Linked DNA regions of Mus musculus: region 2 is linked to region 1. Evidence: chromatin loops called from intact Hi-C (ENCODE). Cell type or tissue: left cerebral cortex. All regions are shown on one strand. Links, peaks and the distances in the headings refer to the core of each region. The heading gives the core; the rest is flanking DNA. Region 1 has its middle 52 kb from the start of Amot. Region 2 holds the start of Htr2c (5-hydroxytryptamine (serotonin) receptor 2C).

Region 1 (10,985 bases), core at 1,887-9,886:
GTTCTTCATCGTCCAGCTCCTGTATTCTTTCTACCTCCTCTCTTCTGTGGTCCTCCCTGAGCTTTGATATGTTTGTGTGTGTGGGTGGGGGCATGTTAAGAGATACCTCCAGAAGGCTGCAGTTTTTAGGTTTGTACCACTATGCCTGATTTTATTTGACACTGGGGATTGAGCCCAGGGCTCTGTGCAAGCACCGTATCTATGGAGATCCATCCCCAACTTACTATAATGACATTTCACAAATCGGTTTAACTTAACTCCAAATCAATAATTTGAAAATCTCAAGACTACTCAGGAAACCAACCTTTCCCTTTCTGTTTCTCAATCCTGTCCCATTGTGCCATAACTCACTGAGGTTTCAGTGTTATCTCTGTCCAGCATTGATGAGTAACACATATTGTCCAGGACTCTCTAGACTTTCTTTCATCTTTCCTTAATGTCTGAAATCTGTACAGATTTATATAAATTTGGAAGGGAAGTAAAGAGAAAACTGGAAATATAGTTTTCTCCCTTTTTTTGTCTGAAAGAAGACTGAATAGACACAATGATGACACTAGTTGCTGTGTGAACTATTATTCTTGGGTAGATGTGAAAAAAGCACATCTATTCATCTTTGATATGGCACCTTCAACATACCAAAGAAATTATTACATGCAAGTATAGATAAGTTAATCAATGTGTTCAACGGGAGTTACTAACAAGAGGATGGATTCAGAGTTCTATACACAACAACTTATGGGTGATCAGATATCCCACTAAAGAAAAGGATGGACCATGTAGAGACTGCCCTATCCAGGGATCCACCCCATAATCAGCATCCAAACGCTGACACCATTGCATACACTAGCAAGATTTTATCGAAAGGACCCAGATGTAGCTGTCTCTTGTGAGACTATGCTGGGGCCTAGCAAACACAGAAGTGGATGCTCACAGTCAGCTAATGGATGGATCACAGGGCTCCCAATGGAGGGGCTAGAGAAAGTACCCAAGGAGCTAAAGGGATCTGCAACCCTATAGGTGGAACGACATTATGAACTAACCAGTACCCCAGAGCTCTTCACTCTAACTGCATATGTATCAAAAGATGGCCTAGTCGGCCATCACTGGAAAGAGAGGCCCATTGGACAGGCAAACTTTATATGCCCCAGTACAGGGAAACGCCAGGGCCAAATAGGGGGAGTGGGTGGGTAGGGGAGTGGGGGTGGGTGGGTATGGGGGACTTTTGGTATAGCATTGGAAATGTAAATGAGCTAAATACCTAATAAAAAATGGAAAAAAAAGAAAAAGTTATTCTAAAATAACCAGTATCTACTTCTATATCCTTGATGAGAGGTGGTTCTCCATAAGCCTCCCCAGTTGCACAATGGTCTTTTTAGTGGGTCTAATATGGTGCACATCTGCAGGTCTTCATTGTGGCCGAGAAGTGATCAATGACATTGTCATGCTCAGAGGTTAGTAGTCTTCCACACTAAGTCGGATACTTTATGCTTTATAATATCACTGTAGCTTCCCACTCATTTATAAAAATTGTATTTCATTTGAAAAGATGAGAACAACATGGTATTTTGAATGTACTTGGACAATAATACAATTTTTAAAAATATTTTCAGTTCATTGAATAGAACATCACATTCTGTCCAGATTTGGGGGCAATGTCAATTCAATGAAGAGCTCTAAAAATACCCATTCAACCTTTTGACCATCAGATTTTCCATTTTGCAAATAATTCAGATTTTATCTACACAGAGTCACACCATACTCACAAAAATATACCAAATATTACCTTGTCTTCCTCGGTTCCATAGGCTATTACTAACAGTAAAAATGGAGCTTATTATAAGATGGCAAAGTGACAAGCCTTGGAAGCAGATGGTAAGGATGCTTAAATTTCCTTTGTGAATTAGCAATGGTCACATCATCATAGAAGTGTATTTTTAAAAAGTGAAAATTATTTAAAATAAAGTGTCCATATCTATCTAAATAGGATTCTTTCCATAGAACATAATAAAGTACTCAATAATACACTGTGTTGTAATGATGATAATATAATGATTGGCAGAATATTTCATACATGTTCATAATATTAAGGACTTGATATGCATTACATAATTTGACATGCTCAACATTGTTTTGTATATGAATTTTCCTAATTCTGGATTTGATCACAGAAATTGGGGACTAGATTGCCATCCTTGAAGTTGGATTCTTTCTAAATAACTGCTATAAATATGCAGTGTTAGTAGCATGTTTTTCTCTCTAGTTTTCCTTGACTTTTGTCTTACAGCTTCTATTACTGTGAAGAGACACCATGACCCTAGAAACATTTACAAGGGAAAAAAAATCAATTCAGATTGGCTTACAGGATTCAGACGTTTAGTCTATTTTCATCATGGTGGGAAGTATGGTGGCATGCAAGTAGACATGGTGCTGGAGAAGGAGTGAAGCTTTCTACATCTGGATCAGCAGGCAGCAGGGAGAGAGAGTGAGCAATAGGGTGGGCCTTCTTGAGCTTTTGAAATCTCAAAGTCAACATCCAATGACACATTTCCTTCAGCAAGGGCATACCTCCTAATAGTACCACTCCCTACAAGCCCATGGTGGTCATTTTCATTCAAACCACAACAACTATTAACCCTCAAATTTGTGACTCATCTCCTAGATTAGGAAGTATCCATGATACTTTACCCACTCATATTTCTATAGTTTTTGAGCAATGACTACATTTCTAGATCTGCCATTGCATAACATATTCATTATCCATTTTCCATTGACACACATTAAGTACTGATCAAGAATAGTTTACTTTACAATTAATGTTCTTCACCTTTGTGTCTCTCAATCACAACATCCATTGTAGATATTTGTTGACAAAGATTTTTAAAATAGTGGTTCTCAAATTGTGGCAAAGTTCTATTTCCAAAAACATTGAAATTATGATTTGTAACAGTACCAAAATTACAGTTATGCAGAAGCAATGAAACTAATCTTATTGTTGGGGTCACCACAAGTGAGAAACTATATTAAGGGTTCGCAGCATTGGGAATGTTGGGAACCACTAGGGCAGACGATATTCCAGAATAATATTTATAGTTGATGACAAACCCATGAATGATATAAAAATAAATATCAGAACCTAGATACTTTCCTTCTGAAAAGTATATTATAACACAAGTTCATGGATCATGCATTTGATGATGTCCTTGTATTTCTTTGGAAACTGTGCTTCATATTTTCAAATCGAGTGATTCTGTTTATGCTTACAGTGAAGGTCTATCTATCTTACATGTTATAAGTATATTTTTCTTACTCAGGTTCTTCTAAAAATGGAACTTCATTTCTCTAACTACACTGATAGTTCTGGAATTAGCATTTGTCCAATCTTAGCAAGAAGATGATTCTTCTTTGAAAATATGAACATTTATAACAGAAAATAAAACAATAGCTAAGGTAGATACCATAACTCATCATGACGTCATTCAGATATATCTTAAACTACTATTTACATGAATAATTTTGCAATTTATCTCCATGAAGTCTTGATTTAGGTTTTGACCAATTTCAAACATGTTTGCAATACCTACCTACCACCATTTAACTGGATACTTTCAATGTCATTTCCTGGATTTCTACTTGCTTCAGTTTGATTTTGAGTTCCAACAACTTTTCCTCCTTTTGTATAAGCAGGACAATAGGTCTGTCTTGTTATGGTCCACTACCAGTGGGTATTAATTTAGACTCCGAGTGAAAGTGGGATAGACATTTTGGAAACAATCTGGTGAGATAGCTTCAATACCAGGGTAATAAGGAAGAAAAACTGGTGAAGTTTTTGATAAATCAGTGAAACTTTCTAATAGGAGACATAGTATAACAATAAGGAGATGAATGATATGATAACTTGAGAATATGGAATTCTAAAAATAGATTTTAACGTCTCTCTAGCTAGTATAGCTATGACTAGTCAGCTCTCTATCCATGAGTAATTATGTATAGTTAGTTACCCACTGTTTTTTCATGTTGCGGTGTTAAATACTTTGATAAAAACAATTTAAGGGAGACAAGAGTTTATTGAGCTCACAGTTCCAGGTTTCAGTAAATCATGTCAGGGAAATCATAATGACAGGAGCTTGAAGTGCCTAGTCACATTACATCCATTATCAGGAACAGGAAACAATGAACTGAATGCATACTAGTGCTCCACACATTCTTTCCATTACATATAATCTGGGATCCGTCCCACAGTTAAGACAGATGTACTGACATCAAGTAATACAGCCAAGGCAACCTTTCACATTCTCAGTGTCTAACGTCACTGACTAACGATCATTCTTCATAGGTGTGCCCATGGGATTCACTCCTAGTTTTTGAAATCACAATTAATACTAATCATCATAACCATAGTAAGTAAAATAAATAAATAAATAAATAAATAAATAAATAAATAAATACCTCCTTAGTATTTGGAGGAATACATGACTGCGATCCATGATGTGCACTCTTTTGTTTTAATTTTGTCTACAATCTGTTATTAGCTAGCTCTTTGTTAACTACATGATTTTTTTTTATGTCCAGCTTTTTATAGTACTCATTTGTTGTCTGCATGGGCCCTCCATAAGACTTAAGTGTTGAGAATTTGTAAACTAATGCACAAGAACTCAGAGGTGGGATAAATGTGAGTATGACTGAATACTGAATATTCTAATGACATTGATGGTTAGTTGAAAATTTGATAATGTCATTTGGAGGTTAAAGTATGTAGAGTTAGGCCTAATCAAAAGATGCAATTCCCTGAGGGCTTGACCTATATATTCCTCGTCCTGGCTTCCTTCTTATGTTATTCTATTTATCTAGGTCACTGTTAGTTGAGAAAATGTTCTTCTCCATCTTTATACCACAATGTTATGCTTTACTTTGACTAAGAACCAATTTAGTTAGCCAATAATATAGACTGAGACCTCTGAAACCATGAGCCAAAATAAATCCTTTCTCCTTTAAACTAGTTTGTCTCGGGTACTGAGACTGAAAAAGAACTTGCTAGTTTGTCATTCCAACATGAGAAAGGATTGCAAAAGAATGAATATTTTAATATTTTGGGTCACCCTAATTATCCTAGTTATCTCTGCTCAACTAGATTTTAAAAAATCAACTTGGTCATACCTATTTATCAATAGTCAAGAAATAAGTGAAACCTTAGAGTTTTAACATTTGTTTTGCATCTATAGACAAGTTACCTAGTGATCATTTGTTGCATCTAGTTATTAATAATTGCTCACCAAGTCATAGCTAAGCTACATATCTTCATGTTGCTTTCAGAAAGTGCATCTATATGACTAGTTGTTTTCTGCAGTTATTTGAGCAGAAGTAATGTATTTCTTCTTGTTTGAGGGAGATAATAGGTGTGGTTCCTCTATATAATGATTTTAGACTGTATGTGTTGAAGGCAATGGCATTCTAATGTAGAAGGAATTTGAATGACTGGTTTGAATATAGGATCCCCTGATTAACTCTTGGCTACTCTGAACAATGACTTGAATGAATAAAATAAAGTTTACTGTCTGAAGACTCTGAACTCTTGTGATTTGTTATAACTTTTAAAGTATCTTGTCAAAAACACCTTACCATGGAACTTAATATACTTTATTATTCACTACATATTTTATTTCTATTTCCTACACTTGACTGTGAGTCCTTTGCAGTTGAGTTCAGGGTAAAATTTATTCCTTATTGTATCCTTAGTGTTTAATACAGTAATCACAGGGCAATTACAATATTAGATAGTTTCTATGGAATACTAAAACTGTATCTGCTGGCAGACTCCAATAAGAAACACACTGTGCTAAAAATCCCATGATTCTTTGCCCAAGAATGTTGCTCACTTGCCTTTCTTTTTTACTTTTGATTTTAGGCAATGAAATGAGCTTCATACTTATCTATCTATCTATCTATCTATCTATCTATCTATCTATCTATCTGTTTATTTATTTATTGCTAAAGATCAGCCATGGCTCACACACACAAGAGATCCAAAGACCCTTATTCACATTTTTACATTGTTTCTAAGTAGCCAGAATATTGTTCTAAAAAACTGAATTTCTCCTGCGGGGTCCATAGATGTCAGTATAACATAGGGCAAATATATTGAAAGCTAGCTGCATGTAACATAAAGTTTGCATAAGAAGGATATGTTGAAATTCATATATATGTCTGTGAATGTGCATGCATGCACATATATACATAGGCATGTTGACATGTACATATACATGTCCCATGACATGATAGTTTGAGTAGTCATTCTGGATAAAATCCAACCCAATAAATACAATTAGCCAAACTAGTATTTGGTGAAAGACAACAAAATAAAACCTGTTTATTCAAGAGAATTTTTACTTGAACAGGGTGAATAGTCACATACACAAATGAGCTCCATATTTTAAAAATTGGTGTCTATAATCATAAGGCAAACTAAAATTCCATTGGTCTGTAATGTGTTTTTTTTAACTGAGATAGGTATCCTCTAAGTTACTATGACAAAGAAACTTTCATTGTTGTGTGGAAACATTTTTTTTTAAATTGGGTCTTAGAGAAATCATCAAAAAGATTTCTGAGAAATTTCTGGAACATTCAAGTTATGGCACTTCCTGAATGGGTTTGTTCAGTTCAAAAGGAAACTGGATCCAACACAAAATAAACCCTGGGGTTATCTTAGTGAGTATTTGGTGTGCCAAACAACCATTTGACTTTTGTTTTTATTTTAATTTTTTGACTATTCTTTTGGCTTGGAGGAGCCCTGAGTATACACAATATTACAGAGTACCACAAGACACTGAGCCACTCTGCTATAATCTGATGCAGCAGGATACATGTTTACACTGCTGTTCACATATTGGTCTAAACAGATCTAAGGAAAAGGCACAGGCGGCTATTGTTCTGCTTAGAGACAATGGGATAAGGTTGCAGTTTTCAAAATGAAAGATTTCTGTTATAATTGTACATGTGACACATTCCTTAATCCACTTACATAGAATACATTCCCAATTGCCTCTTAGAGTCAAAAGGACACAATTAGGTCCATATTCAGATGCTAATAAGCATTGCATTATGTAAAGTTGTTTTTCCATTTCAAACCCGGAAAATTAGACCTGCGCATCGGCAATGGATACAGCTTTTCACATAAACACATTTCACTTAGCAGCTGTAGCAGCTGTTTTTCAAGAGAAAGATTTGCTGAATGACTGTTTCTCCCCATAGAAGTAGCCTTTGCAATACACAGTATCCAGTTACCTTAAAAATATATGTAGAGAATTCATTTTTTTTTTCGGCTAAAAAGTGCTTCAAACTTCTCATCCCTTGCCTTTTAAGACTTGAGACTTGGATTCTGCTGTGAAACATCATTTTCTCTTCTTTTCCCCTCTTTAAATCAGTTCAGCAGGAAGGGGATCAGAAAGGAGCCTTGTGTTCTTGCTAATTGGTATTTGTCCTTAGACTACACAGAGACTGGAAAGCATGGCTGATTTAGATCCTGGGAAGCATTTCTCACAGGTACTGCAGAACACTGCAGCTTTCGGATGTCTCACAGCTATTCTTCAGTAGGAGACTATTCTTTAACAGTGCTGGGAAGAGCTGACTGTTGACAAATAGAAGAGGTGGAATATATAATCACGCCCAGACTTGCTTGAGGGGCATGTTTTCTTTCTTTGTTGTTGTTCTGCATCATTTTCTGCTGTCAGACTCCATCTTCTGTTAAGCTCAGCCTACTTGGTGCCAGCTACTGGGTGCAACTGTCTCAGCTGCACACATGTGTCACGAAGCCTCCCTGCCTGGGCTGATTCAGGTTTTTCAAATTGATCAGAAAATAGTGACAGAATTGAAGCAAGTTACTCACTGTGTTTTGTGGTCTTATGTCACATTGCACATCGATTATGCCACAGATCATGACGTCAATGTGAGCTCATGGTTGAGCATGACCTCTCATACCCCCACCATCCCAAGTTCCCTAAGCAACCTGTGCCTCTGCTTCTTCCCAAACATTGAACTGTAAAGACCAGTCAATGTAAAGATCAGGGTGACAGAGGGCTGCATTGTGAATTCTTTAGATATTCTCCATTCCCTTTTATTTTGTTTAATGAGAAAAAAAAAAAGAACTGATTTTTATGCACATCAACTGACAGTACAGGCTTGGATAAACCAGTTAACATTGCTACGCCTGGAATTCTGCATCTGACAATTGCTTCTGTTAATGAACATCTGTCCTACTGGATTGCTGTGATTGTCAAATGAGATAATGAATGTATAAAAACTCTATGAACGGTAAGTGCTTCACAATCGCAGTGTGTTAATAACCATAATAATCTCTTTAAAATGGATATGGCTTTTGTTTCTGTGACTGCCTTTTGCTTCAGAAGCTAGACATTTGCCCTTTAAAAGGTCAGAGATTCCAAATCAGCCAGTCGGTCTGTTCCGTGTTTATGAGATTATTCCGAGGCAAATTGCCATTTAGCAAATTGCACAAATTGAAACCTTTGGTTCGAACTAGAATTAAGCTGAAAGGTATTCTCTGAGGCATCTGACGTGTGTTAAAATTTCTCTTATTGTGAGACAGAATAACAGTGTCAGAGCAATCCACACGCAGGTTCAGCTTCATAGTGTTGCAGAGACAGTAAAGCTTGACAGAAAACCACCATTTGATCCTAATGAGTAGTGGAAGATTGAGGTGGAAGATCTGTTGAGCTGAAGATCAGTCTAAGCAACATAATGAGACTTCCATCACCGATAAATCAAAATGCAGCAAAACAACAAAAGAAATCTTTTAAAATCAGTGAACAAGGGAACAAAAACATATAAATCTTGGCAATTTCCCAAAGCTCGGTGTACAGTATATTGTTAGGTCTCAGTGAAAACCCCGCTTGGGGAAACGGATTGTACTGGTTTTCTAAAGGCAACATTTCTTAAGTGGGGGAGAGTTTACTGCCTTCGGCAGTGTGTGAGTAGGCTGCAATACAAATGAGTGATCTCTCACTTGGGGAATCATTCCAGAAAGTTGTGAATCTTCCTGTTTGCATTCTTTGTCTTGATAACATAGCCCAAATATTTGCATGTTATTTTAAATAATAGTAAGACAAACTTATTTACAAATATATGTAAAAAGAAAAGAAGGGAGGAAGGAGGAAAGGAAGGAAGGGAAGGAGGGAGGGAAGTGAGGAGAGAGGGAGGATGGGGGAGGGAGGGAGAAAGGGAGGAAGGAAGAAAGGAAGTAAGGGAGGGAGGGAGGGAGGGAAGGAGGGAGGAAGGGAGGGAGGGAGGGTATTTCAGCCCAAAGAGAAGTAATGATTTCAACTCCTATGTGATAGCAGAATGGGAAATCAGAAAGCCTGTATGGAATAGCCTGAGTTAGGTCCCGTGGAATGCATGCAGATTGGAGCCCTTTAGAGAGGCCTTAGTGTCTTCAGCAAAAGAGACATTTTATGACTGCAGTGACCTTGAAAGACAAGATTGCACCCTAGCCCCACACCTGTTACAGTGGCAGTCTTTAGAAGTTTGCTTCCATCAGGCATCTGGCCAGCTTGAAAGAATTGTAATCAGAAAGAGGTTTATGAGGTAACAGTGCTTGGACTCTGTCCTCTCTGAAGCCCTTTTCATACTGAGCACAAGGTTGTTCAGTCAATCCGTTGCTTATCAGGCCTATCTTAATTAGGCCTGGGAAATCAGTATGCAAAGCAAATTGTCCTTAAGCAGTTAGTACACTGCCTTAGAAAGTGTGAACTCTGTTCATTTTTTCTGAAAGGAGATTTTCTTCATCTTGAGAGTCACAGCTGGAGTAGAACTAAAACCTCACACCAGCCAGAAAGCTTCCTGCTGGGTACATTTTCCTGGCTTTCAGCATAATTATGCAAATCCATCTTTGACATTAGAGAAAGGCCAGTGACAATGTCAAGCAAATGTTATCCAATTTTCACTTAGTCCTATTTTAGGTATTCATAGAGCTGATGTTCAAGCGCTGGAGTATGAGGAATCCTTTAAGTGTCTGAGGGACCCGCAGTTTACTTCCTGCTACTGGAGTAGCTGTTTAATTAGCAGGAGAAAACCATCTACATGGAGGCCTCTCTACTTTGGAAACCTTTATTAATGGCATGCTGCCTTTAGATTACTTGGCACTAGTATAGCACCCATAGGCTGTTTCCATGACACTGACTACTGTTTTCACGGCTTTTCTGGATTTATGCTGTGTCTGAACATAAAACTGTTTTGTTTGTTTAGGAGCATTCTATCCAACACACACACACACACACACACACACACACACACACACACACAAAGTAGTCTGGGAAACCAAAAACGTTTGAAGATCTTTTGGATAAAATAAAGTACATAAAGAAATATATCTACCTTCTTGATTACAGAGGCAATGGAAACTGATTTGTAGACATTAGGGACAAGAAACAACCATACTGTTACCTAAAATGGCCTCGCCATCTTTCATGTAAGTCATTTCAGCCTGTTACAAAGGACTTGTATTAATTCTGTAAGCAGATCCCTGGCAGAGTAATGAAATCCTAGACTTTGTGACATTGGATCCACTTTTCTTACAGTACCTATTACCATTCATAGAGGACATTGGAGAATTAGAGACAGTCTTCCACGGAGGCACTATGGGCATAGAAACAGAGACATTTGTAAAATCTTTTGGGGAAGATCAGGAGCAAAAGCCTTGACATTCTAAAATCAGTAAGCTTAGATGTTTGTTCAGAAACGATGGTGACTATGAAGACCAAATGACCCAGAAAATGATAGGTTTCAGTAATCCGACTACTGGAGAAAATTCCTACATTCCAGAAAAGATGAGCTGGCTTTGAGGGACTTTGATGATATCACTGATATAGGTTTTCCTGGTTGTGCAAGCCCAGCTCCATAGTATCTCTGGTAGCCATGGAATTCAGGAAGTCTGGAAAATATGCATAGTTCATTAAGAATCATTTTTTGAGGCTCAATGA
Region 2 (10,985 bases), core at 896-8,895, 1.4 Mb after region 1:
ATCTTGTAAAAAGATCTTGTAACATTTAATGAATAAAGAATAGTAAGTTTGCTATTAATTTAATTCTTAGTGTAGTGTGGTGTACTGTTTATGGTTTTTGCACACTTGTATGAAAGTGCATTTGTAGAGGCCAAAGAAATGCATCATGTGGTCTTTCTCTTTCATTCTCCACCATTCTTTTGAGACAGGATCATTCATTAAATCCGAACTTAAGGGGATGGTCAAAAAGTCCCAAAGTTCCTTCTGTTCCTGCCAGTCACAGAGCTGAACTTACAGACATACATGCCAGCATATCCACCTTTTTACGTAGTTGCAAATATCCAAGCTAGAGTCCGCATACCTATGGAGTAATGTTCTTTCCTATTGAGACATCTTCCCAGCCCCAAAGAATAATAACAATGGAGATTTGTTCTAATGAGAGAATAGAATCAAGTTAACAAAAGACATTTAGAAAGACAACCGTACTTTTAAAACTTGACCTCACCATATTTTGTAGCTTATTCTTTATGCCAATTTATCACATTTTGGTGAATTGCAGCACTTCTGACAGAAAACAATAGTATAACTAGAACTTGGTTCAAATGTTTCTTTGTGGTTAGTCTAAATGCTTTGCCAATTTGTAAAGTCACACAAAATGATGGACTGGGAAGCAAATTCAGGTTCTGCTTCAGTTTATTCTCTATTTCAATTCATACCATTGGAGCACATCTTTGTGCACATTTAAGAGTCTTAGACAAAGATACTGAAAAATATTAAACTCACTGACAAACATCACACAGTTTCACCAAAAATTAACTGGGGTTTGGATTTTGAAGTTTCTTAACCTTCCTAATGCTGTAATGTTTCAGTACAGTTCTTCATGTTGTGGTGACCCCAAAACATAAAATTCTCTTCATGGTGACTTCATAGCTTTATTTGGCTACCATTAGAACCATAATATAAATATTTGTGTTTTCTGATGGCCTTAGGTGACTTCTGTGAAAGAGTCGACCTAAAGAACTCACAACCCACAGTTTGAGAACCACTGGTTTAAAGCTAATATTCATTTTGTATTTATCAAATTTTCCAGTTATATTCCATTTATGACTTTTAATAATAATCTATATTTTTAGATTTAATTATTTTTAGAGCATTCTAGTCTTGTAAAAAAATGATGGTATCTCAACATAATAGTCTTTTTTTTTTTTTTTCTTCTGGAACTGGAGAGATGGCTCTGAGGTTAAGAGCACTTAACCTGAGTTTAATTCCCGGCAACTGCATGGTGGCTCGTAACCATCTAAATTGAGGTCTGGTGCTCTCTTCTGGGCTGCGGGCATACATTCAGGCAGAATGCTATGTACATAATAAGTAAATAAAAATCTTTTTTAAAAAATAGTCTTTCTTCCATGATAGCAAGCTTCCAAGAACTCATTTTCCATGGAAGTCAGTATCATGCTCAATAACAGTGCTCCAGGAATTAGATAGAAGAGGCTTTTCCGTTTTCATTTTTAGTGCCAACATACAATCTATGGCCAACATACAATGCAGAATTTTTTATCTTTATTTTACTGAAAACCTTTTATTTGTAATCCTTTAAAATTAGGCTGAGATATCATTTATGGATATTACAAAATTTAGGATCCAAAACAGCACAAAACTCTACTCATTGGCTATGTGTGTGTTTTTTTCCTCATATTTAACTCTATATTCTAACACATTCCCTAAGATATTAGCCATGTTAGGGTAGGACATGTTGATATTAAACAAAGTACTTCATCTTGCAAAAGTTCATTAAACCTCAGTCAATTCTGATGGGGGGGGGGGACACTCCGATTGAGCCAGGATATGGACATTTCCAGTTTTATGCTCTTAAATGTTAGTTATGGATTAAGTATTGTGTTACACACTAAAGGGTATGCTGTAAATAAAATGAATAGTTACCTTACAAAACAAATACATTGCTGGCTGGCAAGAAAATCCTCCAAATATCTAGTCAACTGCCTATAGAGAATCATGACACCCAGAGGATATAAGACTCTACCTAGTCCTCATATGACTTATCTCAGGACTTCACTGGGTTAAACCTTCTACTGGATGAACTCCGATCTTCTGATGTCCTTCATAATGTCTCTGGAAACACCAAACAAAACTCAGTTGTACCCTGATGATTAACACAAAAAGTGCAAAAGTAAGGATTAAGTTAAGCTTCTTTGCATCCATATCACACCAGCAGATTGTTCTCCATTCCAAAGTCTATTTTTAAAAACATGTTTTCAGATTCTGGAACCTACATTGGTACAGAGAAGCTCAAAACCATGGAGCATTTCACATTCATCTCTACTCACTTTCATCCTGGTCAGTTCAAACCTATATAACCTTCTCGTGTCATGGGTCAATTTGGCAAAGCACGTTGAGCTTTTTAGTATTCAGGTTATTGTGAAGTTCAGTTTCTAGCAGTTGTACCTTTCAATACTAACTTCTGGTGCCAGTAATTAGCAATTATCACTGTTGTTTTATCCTTTACACCAAGTACTAGGATATATTTGGGAAAAATTAGAAAAATAAAAGTATATGGTTACATGCTAGTTTTTAAGATTGGGAGAGGAAGTGGTAGGATTGAGAGGAGAAAAGGAAAAGACTGGAATGAACGAAGAAGGGAAAGAGAGGGAGGGAGAGGGAGGGAAAGAGAGGGGAAGGAAGGGAACAAGGAAAGACTACTTTATTTGCAATAATGTAATGATATTAGTGATAGATCAAAAACTGAAATTCATTACTCTAGATAACTCTTCAACCATTGGCTGCAAGATAAAATACCCAATTAATGTAGGACCGGAGATTAGATAGCAAGCTATTCTGAAAGAGTCAAAAGAGGATGTACAGCCAGTACAAGTAGCTAGTCGTCAAAAGGAAGGCTTGAGAGAGAAAAATCACTAACACCTTGATTTATAACCTTAGCTTAATTTAAATAAAAGATGCTAATTGCTATCTTTCTCATTTTAAGGGATTATGATTCCCTTCATTCTCATAATATAAAATGCATACATCATACCATGGTTGTGCTCTAAGACATTGCATATTTCTCTAGAAAATCACATCAAAATTGTTTCTAGCTTTTTGTCCTTAAAGTTGCTAGATTTTAACCTTCAAACTCACAAGCATAATTTGTTGTTTTAAAATATATATATTGAGGCAATGGGATCAGAAGTCCAAGAGCATCTCTTGTTGTAAAACAATATTGAAGCCCAGTCTCTAGAATGAAATAAAATAAAATAAAATAAAATAAAATAAAATAAAATATTATTAGGTATTTGATTACTAGAAGAATACAAGATAAGGTTAAATTCATTCCATATGATTTCCTGAAAAAAAAAAGAAAGAAAGAAGAAGAAGCAGCATAGATTTTTAATTAGGACACTTGTTTTTGTCTGAGAAATGGAGAAAAATATGTAATAGGGACTTCATACTCTACTCAAAAGGCTTTTTAGATTTTCATCTCCATTTGGTGAATGTGTCACAGAACTGTTGACTGTTGACTGTTGACTATTTCTTTTCTTTTAAACTTTGGATCTGTCCAAATGGCATGAGCAGAGACTGCCCCCTGCCTTCCTACATAGCAATAGAATTCTGCCACCTTTTTCATTACAAAAGAAGAAGAATCGTAACCAAATTTCAAGACTTCATGTATATAATAAACTGTATATGGTATATTTATAGTTTATCACTCAGGGACTACTAATGAGGAAACATAAGAGTTATAATAATACTATAAAAGATTGTCATTAGACATTCCATAATACTCAGTATAGTAATAGGATACCATGAATCTGAAGCTGGCCTTTTTTTTTCTTTTTTTCTTTTTTCTTTTTTTGCTTAAGTATATATATATGTGTGTGTGTGTGTGTGTGTGTGTGTGTGTGTGTGTGTGTATAATACCAAAAATACTATTTGATATAATTACAGAATTTTTAAAAGCCTCTAGCTCTCAAAATTTGCTTCAAAGCATAAAATACATGTAGATTGAAGGGTTATCAAAACACCTTGCATCTTTATCCTCCTGTAAACAAGGGTTGTGGGGGGGGGGTCACTGTTCCAGTAAATGTGGTTTTCAAACTTTGGATCTGTGTAACTATCTTCCTTGGAGTATTTTGCTAGAATTGGGATACTCATTTTTAAATCTGTCTTAGGGTCTTGTGGGATGTGTTTGCAACACAGGGCTCTCTGGTCGGCTCCCTGCCGAGACTAGAGCACTGCTCAAAGGCTTGCCTGCGGCTACTCAAATGACAAGTAATCTTGTCAAGTCAGTGGCTGGAATTTATAAAGTTCTCAAAATCTCATATGATGAAGGACTTATTCCTACTTAATAACAAATTTCTTAACATTCTTCATGAATTTCTAAATCAATAGTTTTGGAAAGATAAGCATAACGGAGGGGAGAAATCCCCTGGGGGGGGGGAGAGAACAGCAGTGAGAGTATTGGGGACGTTTCCTGTTTCCACGATCAGGAAGCATTTGCATCACGCTGGAAGAAGTGATATAAATTACTCTTCTTTTCCCCAAAGACAACTTTAGTAGACTTGAAGAAATGTTGGGAATACCATGAAACCCAGGCTAATTCCCTGCACACCTTAGGTGCTAGAAAAACCTCTACAACTGAGCACACCTGAAAAAGCTTCTATAGAATTTACTTCCCCAAATTTAAAGTGTGTCCTAAATGTTTCCCCGCGATGTATTTATTCTCCCTGGCCATGGTTTCCCAATCACCAAAGCTCTTCAGATCACCAACTCTCAGCTAAGCATCTACCTGTCTAGAGACTGGTGGGGATAATGCCACAAGACACCAATACTGCTCCTGGCCGAAACCAACTCTCTAAATCCGGCTGCATCCTGCTCTAGCTCAGCATCACCGGCTCCCTGCCGAGGCTAGAGCGCCGCTCAAAGGCAAGCTTGCCTGCGGCTACTCAAAATCCTTAGCCTGAGAGCATTCCAACTCACTGCCCTTATTGCGAACTTTCTGCCCAACCAAGGGTTTACTTATCTCTTGTCAAAACTTTTGTTTTCCCTCAGGATGGAAAGAGTAGACTAAAGAGAGAAATGTGGAATAAAAAGAATAGCTATCCATCTCGTTACCCTCGTCCTCATAATTGCCGGTTTGCTGTGGTCAATTTCTCTAAGCAGGTTTCCTCAGGAACTAGGGAAAGAGACCAGGTTTTGGGTGAAGGTATATTTTTCAAATCCCTCAGTGAGCTATTCTATGGTGAATTTGTTATAGGGATTTATATGTACAATTTTGAAGTAATACAAACGTCTCAACCTCTGACATAGTCAACAGAAGTCGCGATAGAAAAGAAAGTATGAAAGTATTCCATATTCGCAAGCATAAAAAAATGCAGAGTTTTAAAAGATGAGTGCTTAATTATTTAAAGAGAAAGCATACGTTTTCGCTTTGATATTTATAAAATACTTTTCGCTAACAAATCGATCCTACAGATGCAAGTGTGGTGCAGTCCGCGGACTTGGCAGCGCTGTCGCCGCCACCTGTGTAGCAAGCACCATACAGGAGCATTCAACAGATGCTTCAAGCAAACTGCAATGGGGTTTTTCCTTGAGCAGGGGAGGGTGGTGGTCCTGATGGTTCATTGCCGAATTAAATTTCAAAGCCTTGCAAAGTATTTGAATTCATTAAAGACTGAGAGACTCCCGATCCTTGGGTGGCTTTCTTTCAATACAGTTAGTGCTCCCATTACAAACCTCAGAAAAATATTTGGCACCTGGGGACCCAGAATAAAGAAGAGATCTAACTTCTCATTTATCCCAACTCTATCTCCATTCTAAACTTCTATACCTCTTGGGGTCAATAGTCCCACAGTTGCAGCCATCCTTTCTGCAGTTTTCGGATTTGCACCTTCAAGCCCCTACACCGACCCTTTGCCACCTCTTTTATATAATCACTGTTCTGTCCTCAGGACCCAAGTAGCTGTACCAGTCTCTTACGCTGATCCAGCTACCTCCCAGCAGTGGGGAAACAGTCTTTACCTCTCCAAGTAGCTGTCCCTGTTGCTAACACAGCACACGCGCACACACACACACACACACACACACACACACACACACACACACGCACACGCACACGCACACGCGCACGCACACACGCACACACAAACACCCCTAGACTCTCTCTCTGAATAGAAATCTGGTCTATCTTTCTCTGTGGATGTATCTCCACTCCTAGGCTTGTTTTTCATGTTACTCAGGTATCTTGGCCAGGTGGCCAGGACCAACCTCTGTGCTGCATCCTGGACACAGCAGGCACCTGCTCACTGGTACTTGAGAGTTAATGGTGAAGAGGTCAGCTTGCCCAGTTACAGCTGAGTGTACAGGCAGTTGTCGAAAGGGAGATTTTATTTCTTCCCTGACCTTACTTTTGTGTTTATGCCTTGATAGCCCTTAAAGAGGCTAGGCAACTAACTGTGCCTCCTAATTTCTGTTGGAGATATTTTCAGCTCCCAGAGAAAACCGAGTGAGCTACCTTCAAGGCTTATCTCTACGCTTTTAGCAGAGTGTGCGGGGGTGTCATCAAAAAGGAATTAAAAAAAATGCTTTCTTAGGCCTTGAAAGCCAAGGGGTTTCCTTTCTCTTTTTGAATTTAAGAGTAGGGGTGAGAGTAAGGAAGCCAGCCATCAAACTGATTTGTGGCCTTTAATGGTTGATCCTGTCAGAGTCAGTAGTTCCTGATGAAGGGAAGAATGACAGTCAGAATGGAGACCCTCTGAAGGAGTTTATGAACCAGTAAAATTTATAAGATTTTGAAAGTCTGTTTCTGGAACTAAACCCCCCCCCCCGTCTGTATTTCTATCTTTATCTGCGTATATCTGTCTCTCTACTTGTCTGTCTCTCCTCTGTGTCTCTCTATTTCTGCATCTGTCTCTCTGAGTGCCTCTGTCTCTCTGTCTCTGTCTCTGTCTGTCTGTCTGTCTGTCTGTCTCTGCAGTATGTGTTTAAAGTTATATCTTTGAGGGTCGATTCTTGAGAATTTCCCCATCTCCTGTCTGGTGCCATGGATGACCTCAGTTTCCCCGAGTCCCTATGGCTTATGAATCAAATTAATCACTTCCCCACCTACGCCACAGCTCAGGGTCCCCTGCCAGCAGATTCCAGACGCACTAGGATTCTGGTCCAAACAGGCCCTGAGCAGTGTAACCCTGAGCACTGATTGGCTCTTCTTCGCTCCTCGTGACTCCTCCCCTCATCCCTGGTTTTGCCTAAGAGCCTGGTGCAGCCTCACCAGCTCTGGGTAGGTGCTCTGGTTCTCACCAAGGAAGCTTCCTTGGGTGCACCAGGCTTAATGATTGAGCCCTTGGAGCAGCAAGATTGTTAATCTTGGTTGCTCCTTTGGCCTGTCTATCCCTTACCTTCCTATTACATATGAACTTTTCTTCGTTCTGCACATCGATTGTCGTCGGCGTCGTGGAGATCGTCGTGGTGCTCCGGTGGTGGTCTTCGTCCGCTTAGAATAGTGTAGTTAGTTAGGGGCCTTCAAAGAAGAAAGAAGAAGCGATTGGCGCGGAGATGCTGGAGGTGTCAGTTACTATGCTAGAGTAGGGTAGTAAAACAATTCCAGCCAAACCTTTCCGGGGGGCGCAGGTTGCCCACAGGAGGTCGACTTGCCGGCGCTATCCTTCGCGCCGAGCTCCCTCCATCCTTCTTTCCGTCTTCTGAGAAGCGAGGTTGCGGCGCGCAGCTCAGAGCAGCGCACTGACTGCCGCGGGCTCCGCTGGGCGATTGCAGCCGAGTCCGTTTCTCGTCTAGCTGCCGCCGCGGCGACCTGCCTGGTCTTCCTCCCGGACGCTAGTGGTAAGTTGGAGCCCCCGGGCGGCATTGCTAGCTGAGACCTTAATGATTTGGGCGGAGGATGGGGTAGGGGAGCATGGACAGGTCCCGGATGGTTGCAGCCTGGAGGACCGCGCTGGTTCGGGAGGGTGGCGGGGAGCGACTCAGAGCGCTCAAATCGCGGGGTGGTGGGGGTCTCTGGAAGGAGACAAGAACGCAGGTATCTCTAATGCAACCCGATTCTGGAGAAGGTTGGAGGACAGGTTGGAGATGTAGGCGCTAGAGGGAGGCAAGGATGTAGAGACCCTCGCTCTCAGGGAAAGCTGTGAGAGTAAGACTGGGGTGGGGTCTCTAGAAGTAATGGGAGGGGGAGGGGGACAGGGAAGGGTGGGAAGGAGGAGGAGTAAAACTGAACGCGGGGGTCTCAGGTTGAGGGGTTGGGCTGAGGAGGGTGAAATCCAGTAGGGGGGTGCAAACTGTTCACCTTATTAAGAAATCGGACTCGGACCAAGTGGGAGGGGGCTCAGGGTTTGAAGTAATGGGAGCGGGGCTGGGGGGATTGCAAATGATCTCTATTATGTTCTCGGTGAAACCGACCCTCATTTTCGGCGGGTCTCAGGGAACACACTCGTAACTCTGGGAGATAACACACTGCGGATCTGTCTTGGTCTAACAGCTGCTGGCTGAATTTGAACAGCGTTGCTGATGGTCACGTAAGTTTAAGAGGATAGTATAAGGGTATTCAGCGAGCCCTTTTATTAGCTTACTGAAGTCATTTGGTGACAATTTTATATTTTTAAAAGGACTGTGGAAAAGTCTCCAAGACTGCCTTTTATCCCGTTCCTTTGCTCAGCTTAACCTGAAAAGCAGTGTTTACAGCATACCGCGGAATTGCTAAACATGAACAGGTTGCTGGTTCCTGGTGCGACATAAAGTTCGTCATTGCAAAACATGTCTGTGTGTCTGTTTCTTTTCTGCGCCGAGCCCTTTGCGTCTTGCTTCCTGTTAGATGGTACTAGATAACTAAGACACTTCACATTGTGGTCTTGAGACCTCTTATTTTAATTGACAGGCACCCCTCCAACAAACACAGCAGGCGACATTCAGCAGTTAAAGGACATTTACTTTAGTTCAGAATCACTGCTAGTGCTTGACAGGTTCTTCATTAATATTTACCTGTTTAAGCCCCATCCAAGGAAACCTTAGGTGATGCCCTTAATGATATGCCCCTTACCATATACCTTGTAGATAGTCTAAGCAAGAAAAAATGTCCATTGGGGGGAGTGGGATTGAACTACAATGTTGCAGAGATGGGATGGGGGGGGGCAGAGAAAATGTTGCGCAGTGAGTAATCTCTGCGCTCCCAGTTTGTTGCAGATCCTGACCTCACATAAAAGAGTGGGGAAAAAAATGTGAGATCAAAGCAGACTTATAAATGTTTTAATTAAGAAGTTTATATTTTAAAAAAGTTTATATTTATAATATGCATTCATAGATACATATATAAATACATATATGCATATATATGTATATAAAATCATACACTCTGACAAACAAATCATTAATTCAGTACGCATAAATTGTCACCTGGAGTTGTGTACGCATGTAAAGAGAATGAGAAAGAGCAATTAACGTGACCCACAGAAAATTATTTCTTCACTTCTTTTTCAGCATCTCTGTCACACACACACACACACACACACACACACACACATGCATACACAATGCACACACAGGCACACACAATGCACACAGACACAAGCACACACACCACACACACATACACCACACACACACAGACACACACAATGCACACAGACACAAGCACACACACCACACACACATACACCACACACACACAGACACACACAATGCACACACAGGCACACACAATGCACACACACACAAGCACACACACCACACACACACACATACACCACACACAGACAGACACACACAATGCACACACATAAGCACACACCACACACACACACACACATACCCCACACACACATAGGCACACACAATGCACACACACACACACACAAGCACACCACACACACACACACACACACACACACACACACACACACACTGGCCTTCAAAAGAAATATAATTTTTAGCACTTTTCTATTGGGGAATCAGGGAGTCATGTATAACACCCAACCCTGCCTTATAGCAGGTAAATCACAGGATATTTAATTATGTTTTTCATTCACTAAACTTGTTTTTCTGATCCTTTGGGAATGTGAAAAAAATATTTGCAATGTGCACATAATTTCTCTCCCAATAGCACCTATCATCTACAGAAGCAAGCCCAACTCAAGTCCTGAATGTCAGAAGGTGAATAAGGCTTGAGATTGCAATGTCAAGGTAGGATTTGGTGGTGTTTAGCCAATAAGGACAGGGCTTTTTCTATCTGCAAAATGGAGGGAGGGCTGTTAACCCTTTCTCTGTTGCCATTTGGTTTTTTGGTGGTGGTGGTGGTGGAGGTTTTTTTCCCCCTGCCATGTAGAGTTGTTATGGATAACAGCGATGATGTTTTCAGGTAATAATAGGACAGGCTTTGGTGCAGTATGAATTCACAGGAAAAAGAAGAGAGTGATAACTGATATTTTTGAGAACCCCCTGGATGCCAAGCAGGGTTCAAAAGCATTGCTTATATACATTATGTCATAATATCTTCATAGCATCATTATGAGTAGAATAGTTTGTCAAATGTTATTGGCACCATCCAATTTCCTCCCCCTTTTCCAAAGACACTCTCAGAGAGCAAGGCAAGGAAACACAAAGGACTTCTTTGTACTTACAAGGCTACCTGAGAAGAACATACCTATTTCTCCAGCAACTAAAATAAAAACGGAAAGACCTGGGCTGCAATAGAGCCCTTGCTTAGCATGTGCAATGCATTAGGTTCAATCTTCACCATTGCAAAAATGCCCCCGCTAATTTTAATCTAGATTCCTGTGACAGTGTGCCACGAATCAACTAAGGATTTAAGAAATATTAGCACTGACACCCACTGTGACTTACAGAAGACAGTAGATTTTTCTCTCCAAAAAATAAGCCTTGAAATTCTCAGTTTTGCAGTATTCTCCGTATTGCTTGGAATTAACTATTAAGAAATATTTCTTAATTTGGCTAATAAATACCCAAACTTCAATAATGGTCGGAAACCT

The links. Hi-C counts contacts between places; a loop is a spot of excess contacts. Peaks named below come from ENCODE experiments on the same cell type or tissue, not always from the same donor. Only the 100,000 strongest peaks of a DNase experiment are listed, where the experiment ranks them.
Region 2: a loop joins it to region 1, with 5 times the contacts of the local background. A loop is called at or near these places in 2 of 42 quality-filtered maps.

The regions. Positions count from the first base shown.
Region 1 is chrX:145,534,378-145,545,362 of GRCm38, forward strand. No RefSeq gene overlaps it. Among named protein-coding and RNA genes, the nearest start is that of Amot, 52 kb to the left of the region's middle. In left cerebral cortex, for the core only: a CTCF peak has its summit at 6,113; no DNase peak of the experiment used is centred there.
Region 2 is chrX:146,955,245-146,966,229 of GRCm38, forward strand. It overlaps Htr2c (5-hydroxytryptamine (serotonin) receptor 2C), which reads left to right and starts at 7,269. Exons shown (of 6, transcript NM_008312.4): 1 at 7,269-7,830. In left cerebral cortex, for the core only: CTCF peaks have their summits at 3,573 and 4,861; DNase peaks (open chromatin) are centred at 4,931, 5,094, 5,575, 7,320 and 3 more places; H3K4me3 peaks cover 1,253 bases.